Regions from separate parts of the Mus musculus genome. Here region 2 is linked to region 1. Evidence: chromatin loops called from intact Hi-C (ENCODE). Cell type or tissue: left cerebral cortex. All regions are shown on one strand. Links, peaks and the distances in the headings refer to the core of each region. The heading gives the core; the rest is flanking DNA. Region 1 has its middle 46 kb from the start of 1700093K21Rik. Region 2 holds the start of Ahsa2 (AHA1, activator of heat shock protein ATPase 2).

Evidence for each region. Peaks named below come from ENCODE experiments on the same cell type or tissue, not always from the same donor. Only the 100,000 strongest peaks of a DNase experiment are listed, where the experiment ranks them.
Region 2: a loop joins it to region 1, with 5 times the contacts of the local background. A loop is called at or near these places in 18 of 42 quality-filtered maps.

Annotation. Positions count from the first base shown.
Region 1 is chr11:23,563,496-23,567,888 of GRCm38, reverse strand. It overlaps a transcript of 0610010F05Rik not described here. Among named protein-coding and RNA genes, the nearest start is that of 1700093K21Rik, 46 kb to the right of the region's middle. In left cerebral cortex, for the core only: a CTCF peak has its summit at 1,886 (motif pointing right); a DNase peak (open chromatin) is centred at 1,895.
Region 2 is chr11:23,494,458-23,498,850 of GRCm38, reverse strand. It overlaps Ahsa2 (AHA1, activator of heat shock protein ATPase 2), which reads left to right and starts at 812. Exons shown (of 9, transcript NM_172391.4): 1 at 812-1,076; 2 at 1,970-2,160; 3 at 3,787-3,872. The coding sequence starts at 997. It overlaps 1700030C12Rik (RIKEN cDNA 1700030C12 gene), which reads right to left and starts at 1,090. Exons shown (of 3, transcript NR_166706.1): 1 at 940-1,090; 2 at 266-389. In left cerebral cortex, for the core only: no CTCF peak of the experiment used is centred there; DNase peaks (open chromatin) are centred at 1,295, 1,776, 1,804, 2,066 and 1 more place; H3K4me3 peaks cover 2,260 bases; H3K27ac peaks cover 1,257 bases.

The DNA of each region.
Region 1 (4,393 bases), core at 221-4,220:
TAGCCCCAAATCCCTGTGGCTTGGTTCAGAAGTTGTTCTTTGTTCATAAAGGGACTTGGCTGATGGAGGTTCCATCTGACACTTGATTTTATAAGGCAGGGAAGAGACTTAACAGGCTCACGTGTGGCCAGGAATTTCTCTGCATAGAAATGATATGCATTCACATTTAGTGGACCCAAACAAGTCACTATCAGCCTTGAGTTCATAGTGTTCCCATCCTACCCTTAGGATCTTAATGTCTGCAAGAGCTGACAAACTACAATATCCATTAGTCCAGAGATAGTGAAGTTGTGTCAACATTTTTGTTTTGTTAGGGAGCTTAGTTACTGTTACATGTGCACTGATCATTTGTGTTTCCTCTTCCCATTCTTATGTTTTCTTTTGTTTTTCTAGACAGGATTTCTCTCTGTAGCCCTGGCTGTCCTGAAATTTGCTTTGTAGACCAGACGACCTCAGAACTCACCAAGATCCACCTGCCTCTGCCTCCCAATTGCTGGGATCAAAGGCGTGTGCCATGGGCTCTTCTTCCCATTCCTAATCCATTTGTATGCTCGTGGCAATACCATGAGCTTTTTCTAAAGATCAGAAGGACAGTTCTCTTAGTACTAGCAGCCAAGATCCAAGATGACTTCATGAGGTCTAGCAAGGACCTCCTGGTTGTATCATGCAGGAGAACATGGAGGCAAGCTCAGCCAGTGCTCTGTAAAGTCTTCTAGACTTGAAAGCTGGACATATAGCACATACATGTAATCAGCATTCAGGCAGGAGGATTGCAGTTTTGAAGCCAGCCAGGGCTACACAGTAAGGCTACCTAAACAAAAAGAAAATTTTTTTTTTGCTTTAAGGTGTTTATTACAATAAACAGAGAGGCAGAGAGAGGGAGAAGAGTAGAGAAGTAGAGGCTGGCCATGGCCACATAGAGAGAGGGAGAGCAAGAGGGCAAGAGAGAAGCAAGCGGGAAGCAGGAGTAAGAGCCAAAAAAATATTTCTTAATGTTGTCAAAGTGATAGCAACTGAATTTTGGAGGGAAGAGGTGTATTAAAATCATAGTATCTATTTTTCTACTAAGTTTTAAGACTGAATATGTGTGCTTTGTGTGCTTGTATTGCTTATATATATTTTATATTCTGCACACTAATCCTTTATTGGTTGTATGTATTATAAATACCTTCTTTCAGAACATGGTATTGTGTTTAATGCGCCTTTATTCATAGAAGGTTTTTTCCCTTTTTTCCTAGTTTTCCATGTTTTGAGATGGTATGGCTGACCTGGAACCCAGCAGCTCTCCTGTCTTTTTTTCTTTTTAAAACGAGGTCTCACTGTGTAGAGCTGGCTATTCTAGAACTAACTCGGTAGAAAAAGCTGGCCTCAAAGTCAGGGGTCCTTCTGCTTCTACCTCCAAGTGCTGGAATTAAAGGCACGGGCCACTAAACCTGGCAATGTGATCCACCAAACCTAAAGGAAATTCATTTAGAATATAATTATATATGTTAACTTCCCCACCCCCTTTATGCCATCTCTTTAAGAAATCTTTTCAGATCCTTTATTTACTATAATATTTACATTTAGAAGGGTTTTTTTAGACTTACATTTTCACACTTGGGTGAATGCAGTAGGAGGCCCTCACTAGACCTGATGCGATTATCATGGATCTTGGCATTGTGAAAGTAAGGTCTAATTCTTCTGTTTCCAGAATGACTTCGCTCCGTCCGTGACTCCCGTTCACAGTGACTAGCAGTGCTGCCTCTCACATCATCTATCTGTGCATGGGTAGGCTGTGCCAGAGATGATTTCATTGAATTAATTTCTGTGTTCCACTCTGTAATAGATTCATTAAGACTTACTTTATTCTGTGTATGAGAGCATGAGTGTGTATGCAGTACCCACAGCATCCAGAAGAGGGCACCTGAGCCACTGGAGCTGGCGTTCTAGACAGTTGTGAGCCCTTGACTTGAGTGAGAGTGCTAGGAAGGAAGCAAACTCCAGGCCCCTCCAGAAGCAAGTGCTCTTAACACTTGTGAAGTAAAACAGTGAGCACTGGCTGGGCGCGGTGGCGCACGCCTTTAATCCCAGCACTCGGGAGGCAGAGGCAGGTGAATTTCTGAGTTTGAGGACAGCCTGGTCTACAAAGTGAGTTCCAGGACAGCCAGGGCTACATAGAGAAACCCTGTCTCAAAAGAACCAAAAAGGAAAAAAAAAAAAAAAAAACAACAACAACAACCAAACAAACAGTGAGCACTATCTTGTTTTGTTTATTTGTGTTATTGACTATAAGATCCCTTTTAGCTTGTAGCCACCTCATATGTTTTATTGTTTATTTTTTAGCAGTGTACATCACTTATTTAATAAAGAGTGTGAACAGACCACAGTAAGAAAACAAACTAGCTAGGGTTCCCAAGAGAGATTTTACTATAAAGGAATTAGCTAAATAAACATTACATAATTTTTAAACTGAAGGGGATATGGAAGTAAAGGCTGGACAAAAGAAAGCAGAATCATTAGAACAGGTTGTGGTGGCGCACGCACGCCTTTAATCCCAGCATGTGGGAGGCAGAGACAGGCAATCTCTCTGAGTTTGAGGCCAGCTTAGTCTACATGAAGTTCCAGAACAGCAGAGAGAAAAACCCTGTCTCAGAAAACAAAAAAGAACAACAACAAAACCAGCAAACAAACAAAAAAGAGTCATTAGGACCTAGAAGCTCAGAGGAGAGACTTCCAGAGGTATGATTCTAATAAATTCCAAATTTTTCAGGCCAGCGTGACGGCTCAGTGGGTAAAGACTCCTATCACCAAGCCTGATGACCTAAGTTCAAAACCTGAGAGCCACATAGTGGAGGACAGAACTGACTCCCGCAAGCTGCCCTTTGACTTTACTTTCATGCCATGCCATAACATTATATATATGTATATAAATAAAAATTAAATTATAATCTTCTGGAATTAAATGAATACATTATAAGTTCATATGGAAAAAAATATCTACTTGGACCTGTTTGATGAAGAGAAACAGACTAGCTCTACTAGGTAAGAATGTATAATGGCTTGTCTGAATCTGACATCTGAGAAGCTGAGATGGGGGTTTTCTACAATGCCAGCCTCAACTACACAGTAAGTTCCAGGGGAGCCTGGGCTATTGTGAAACCCTGCGCAATCTAAACTGTGTGAAGGCGGACGATGGTAGTGAGGCAGGTATTCAATTTCCAGAATCTTTTTTTTAAAGATTTGTTTATTATTATACATAAGTACACTGTAGCTGACTTCAAATGTACCAGAAGAGGGTGTTAGATCCCATTGCGGGTAGTTGTGAGCCACCATGTGGTTGCTGGGATTTGAACTTAGGACCTTCAGAAGAGCAATTGGTGTTCTTACCCACTGAGCCATCTCTCCAGCCCCAATTTCCAGAATCTGAACAGTGAATGACAAAGTCCTTCTGACTTAAAGTCTGAGCAGCAAAGCTCTGCTGTGCAGCTGTCTTGCCGACAGGGAAGGCCACTCTCAGGGTGACTTGTCTGGAGATTTTTCTGAATTCTGGCTCCAGGTCAAGATTAGAAAGAGTGCATGGATGAGGTGTCCCCAGCCTATGAGCTGTCTGGAGACGTGGCTGCTCCATCACCAGAACCCCTCCGTGCAGTTCCCTTAGCTCCTGTGGCATCAGGAAACGTTTCTAGTTGTGGGACATGCTCCCTGGGTTCAATCGCACATAACCTGTGATTATGAACATTAGTGCCATGCTCTAATCAAAGAAAAGTTAGATTCTCCTCGACCGGAAGGCACTAGGGAGCGACAGGGATGTGGGTGAGGAGACAACCCAGGGAGAGAAACTTCATTTCAGGTGGGAAATCGGGACTCCAACCATGCATGAATGTTAGTCAGGGACCATTGGTCCTTTGTTGGGCTGAGTCATTTTTTTTTGGTATAGTTTTGGATATAAGGCAGCCTTCATAACCACGCGCAGTTCCCTGAGGATGGTACTACCTCTCAGAAGCTGGATAGACAGATGCCTGTAGATCTTGTCTTCTACCTTCTTTTTATTTTCTTAAAACAGTTCTGCTCTACTACACATACAAGCCTCTTGGATGGTTTTTAACTTTTAAAATTGTAGAAAACAATTGTGGAAAACAGTTTTAATAAATAAAAATTTGAATATTGATTAAACAAAGTAAAGCACAATATGTATAACTGACAAACCTCAGAGATGAATTAGAAATCCTGTAGACAAGCTCAAGAAAATCATTTGGTATATTGCAAACTTGGCATCTCACATGCCTGGAACCGGCTCTTAGTGAACAGCATTAGGACAGTTGAATATGGAATTTGAAAAAAGATTGGGGTTATACCAGACTCCATATATTAGGATAAAGTCTACATAATCAGAGAACTATACATGACGGAT
Region 2 (4,393 bases), core at 298-4,297, 69 kb after region 1:
GTGCCTTTGGTATGATCAGTTGAACTAACAATGCCGTTTGATTTGGGGGGGGGGGTCACAGCATTGCTTCAGCAGTTTGAATGATGTAACTTCTCGAAGAACACATCGAAATGCAATAGCTCCAATAAACACCATAGCCCTTTCAGCTTGTTTTGCTGATAAGCAGACCACTGAATGGCAAGTGCACAGAGCAGCCAGGTCCTTCCCCATCTCCCATTGAACTACCTATTTTATTTGTTAAAATAATCTCCTAAGAAACACTTTCCAGATGGTGGCTTCAGTTTTTGCTAGAAGGTGAAAAACGATGGAAAGAATTAATAAACCCTTATTGTAACTGTATCCACAATCCCAGGCACTTGCAAGCACGATCTTTTGTCTCTAGAGGATCACTGCATGGAAAAAAAAAAAGCATTCTTTCAGTAAACCCTCGCGGGCCTCTGCTTAGGGACCTGCGCAGCTCCCATCCCAAGGGCCTCAGAAAATGGACAACCCGCTCTGGTACGAGCCCTGGGCGGAGTCTCGGTCGTTCGTAGAAAGCCCTGGCCAGAAGCCTCGCTGGGCAGCAGGAGCCAGCGGCAAGAACAAGGCGAACCAGGGGTTACAAAGCGGAGGGCTAGGGCCAGGGCGGAGCCTTAGGACCGGGGGGCGGGGCGAAGTCGGGGAGGAGCCTAGCAGAAGACAGCGCCAGGAGGCATAGGGCGGGGTCTTAGGGCAGAGAGGCGGGGCGAAGTCGGGGGTGGGGTGGGGGAGAAGCCTGCAGAGGGCGGCGCCCAGAGGTGTGGCATATTGGGGGCGTAACCGGGCTTGGGGCAGAGTCGATGTGGGGTGGAGCTGGCTGCGGGGAGCGGACAGCGGGGGGCGGGGCAGGCTGTGGCCGGGGCGGCCCGGGGCGGGGACTTCTGGCACTTTCTGGGAGCTGCGGGCGATCGGCTCACAGACCTTCTGGCCGGAAACCCGCGCGCTCCCGCTACCAGGGCCGTCGTCGTCAGCGCCGCCATGGCCAAGTGGGGCCAGGGGGACCCGCGCTGGATCGTGGAGGAGCGGGAGGACGGGACCAACGTGAACAACTGGCACTGGTGCGGTGGGCCCCGGGCGCGAGCAGGCGGGCGGGCTCCTGGGAGGGCCGCGCGGCGCCGCAGCACGGCTGCCCGTGGCGGGAGACGGTTCCTAACTGCGCTGGTCCTACGGCTTCAGGCTCCTCCTGAAGTTGGGCGAGCTCCAGAAGGGACTTCTGTCTCACCCTACCGGACAGCTGTGCCTCGGTCGCCCCTCACCCAGCCATCCTCGGCCTTGAGATGCGTAGTGCGCGTGCGTGCGCCGACGGTGCTGTGTCCGTGTGCAGTAGGAAGGCAGGGACTTGGATCTCACTTTCTTTGCTTTGTCTCAGTTTGCACTAGTTATCTGCCCCCCTTTGTGTCTCAGGAATACCGGGAGATGTCTGCCTCTTTGGCGGGCATTGGGGAAAGCTGAGGGAAGCAGAGCCCAGACTGCACCATAAGATGACTTAGCTGTCCTGAAAGAATTATGTTCTAGGCTGGATTCTATGATTAGGACACTGACGTCTCAGGCTGCTCTTTGTCCCCTTAGATGAGAACATTAGAGAGAATGCATAAGATAAATATGGAAATGCCAGATAACTGATATTGTGGTTAAGGCTATTTAAATGACTACCACCGTTACAGGTGGCCGCAGCTTAGCCAATCCATTTCCTGGGGTGGAGATTGCTGGACCCTTTTCCCCGGGGCCATTGTTTTTAAGATTACCCATTATTATATGGTGAATAATAGTGTCTTAAGAAACTGAGCAACAGGCTTAGAAGATACCTAGTAGAAACCTCGTCAGAGAAGCACATTTGCGAGTTGGAGGCTGCTTGAATACCAGGACTCACCTGGTCTGGGTTTGGATGGCATCCTGGCTGCTCAGATGGAGACCAGCTGGGCCATTCACCTGTCTTTCTATTCTCTGGCAGGACAGAGCGGGATGCCACCATTTGGTCCAAGGGGAAGCTCCGAGAGCTCCTGGTTGGCATTGCTATGGAGAATGAGGCTGGCCGATGTGAGATCAGTGAGTTGAAACAGGTGGAAGGTGAGGCTTCATGTAACAGCCGCAAAGGGAAGCTTATTTTCTTCTATGAGTGGAACATCAAGCTGGCCTGGAAAGGTAATGGGGGTCCTGGCAAGAGGCAGGTTGGGGACACCCTGTGTACAGTCTTAACGTTTAGTAGCAGTAGCTGATGTTCGGATGTGCTTGGTGTTGCTATGTTCTGAAAGCTGCACTTCACTACTCTAGATGCCTGAGGGGCAGTTCTTTCTCAGTTAAGCCCTTTTACCAGCATCTGTGACTAGGGCCTTAATGCAGCTGCCACCTGCCACCCTTCCTCCACAGATGCCTGCTTCCCTTAAAAATGTTTAATTATTTCAAAACTTAAAAAATTATTTCTGTGTGTGTGCGCACATACTTGGGTGTCGTAGCACGTGTAGAAGGCAGAGTTGGTTGGTAGCAAGTGCTTTTGCCTCTTGCTAGCTTATCTTTGTTGTCTTAATTCTATTATGTGTGTGGGCATGTGTGCCATGGTGGGCATGTGAGGTGCAAGGACACAGGAATTTAATTCAAGTCACTAGGCCCCAGCAGTAAGTTCCTTATCCATTGAGCCATCTTGTCAGCCCTCCCTTGGGGACTTTATCCTAAGATTGGGTTCTTTGGACAATCCATATAGATAGAATCCTGTCATACATAAAACTCTCTGCTTTCATTCCACCTTGTACCATGTTTTAGTACTTTATGCTGTTTTTATGTGCATTGTGTGGACAGAGCACATTTTATCTCTTTACCTGTTGATGGACCTTTTTGTTCATAGTTGTCTTGACTTTACCAAGACACGTGGTACTTAGCTTATGGTTCAATACTTGTTGACATGACCAAAGGTCAATCATAGGGAAAGGGAGAGAACAAGGAGAGATGTGGGTATGGAAGACCGACCGTATTGTGTTAAGAACTCGGGTGTCTGCCTAGAGTTGGCTACTTTCTGTGTAGTTTGTTAAGATGAAGCTCACTGAGCCTTCCTTGGCCTCTGAGTCAGGGAGGTGTCAAACATCAAAGCAGTCCTACTAAGTTCCCTGCAAGTTAAGACTAGCTTGGGCCACAATAAAAAGATCCCATTTCACAAGAAAGCTAAGAGCTTGGGATGTAGCTCAGCATCTGAATGCTTGCCTAGTGTGCAGAGGGCTCTAGGTTAATGCACGTGCGTGTAAGCAGCATCACGCCTGACTCTTGCATTGCCCTCACTTTCTCTGTGGTTGCTGCTGGTCCTAATGACCCCATCAGCTTGTTTCACTCCTTGACATCTCAAGTTGCAGAGGTGAATGGAGATCCAGAGCTGACCTTTGCATTTTAGCACACCTGTCTCCTACAACCATTCCCTTCATTGAATTTAGCCAGAGTAGCACTTCTGGAGCCTCACCTTATTTTGTAGCAGTGAGCTGCTTTAGATGATGCCAGAGTATCTCAATGTGGATGCATCTGAATATTGTTCCAGTTGCATGGTCCTGCCGGTGTGCCCCGTACGCATTTTAATCAAAACTATTTTAAATACTCCCCCTGGCCCTAGATGAGTATACTGAAAGGGGATAGGTGTGTTGTGTACCATGTTGGCTGGTCCCTGTCTTGGTTGGTCTCTGATGTGGTCATAACCCTGAAAGGGGAGTGAGGCCACATATGGGCTATTCATTCAAGCAGAGGTCTTTTGCATAAACCAGTTATTAATTGGATCCACTTTGCTTATTTTAGGTACAGTTAAAGAATCTGGTGCAAAACACAAGGGACTTATTGAAATACCCAGCCTTTCTGAAGAAAACGAAATCAATGACACTGAGGTATCTGCTGGTGCTCTCCTGTTCTCTGGTTAAGCTTCAGCTATAGGTGTTGGACATTTGCAAACTGCTCATTAGATTGGTCCTGTGGAAGTTGTGAATTATGGGGGTTGTCTGCCACTGTGTTATACACTGTGGGTGTCTGAGAGATGGAGCAGAGGTGTGGAAAAGGAGGAAGTCCTAGGAAACTTCAGACTCCCAGGACCAAGTATAGTACCTGGGCAGGGGAGTGACAGCAGGCAGCCTAGCTCTTACCTGTGCAGTTAGTTCATCGATGCTTTCAGGTTAAATGTGACAAGGCATGTGCTGGGAAGTGCTTGAGCCATGTGCATGGCTTACTGAATTAGACTGTTTGTTTCCCCTTAATGGGGACAGTTCTCAGCCTTTAGGTGTCCTTTTTGGATTCATCTCATCACTTCTTTATGCCTGTCTTGCCTCTTCGAATTGCCTCTGGGATTCAGGACCATTGTACAGCACCTGTAATCCCAAATCTAGACAGTCTAGCCAAAGTCTAACATAGAGCA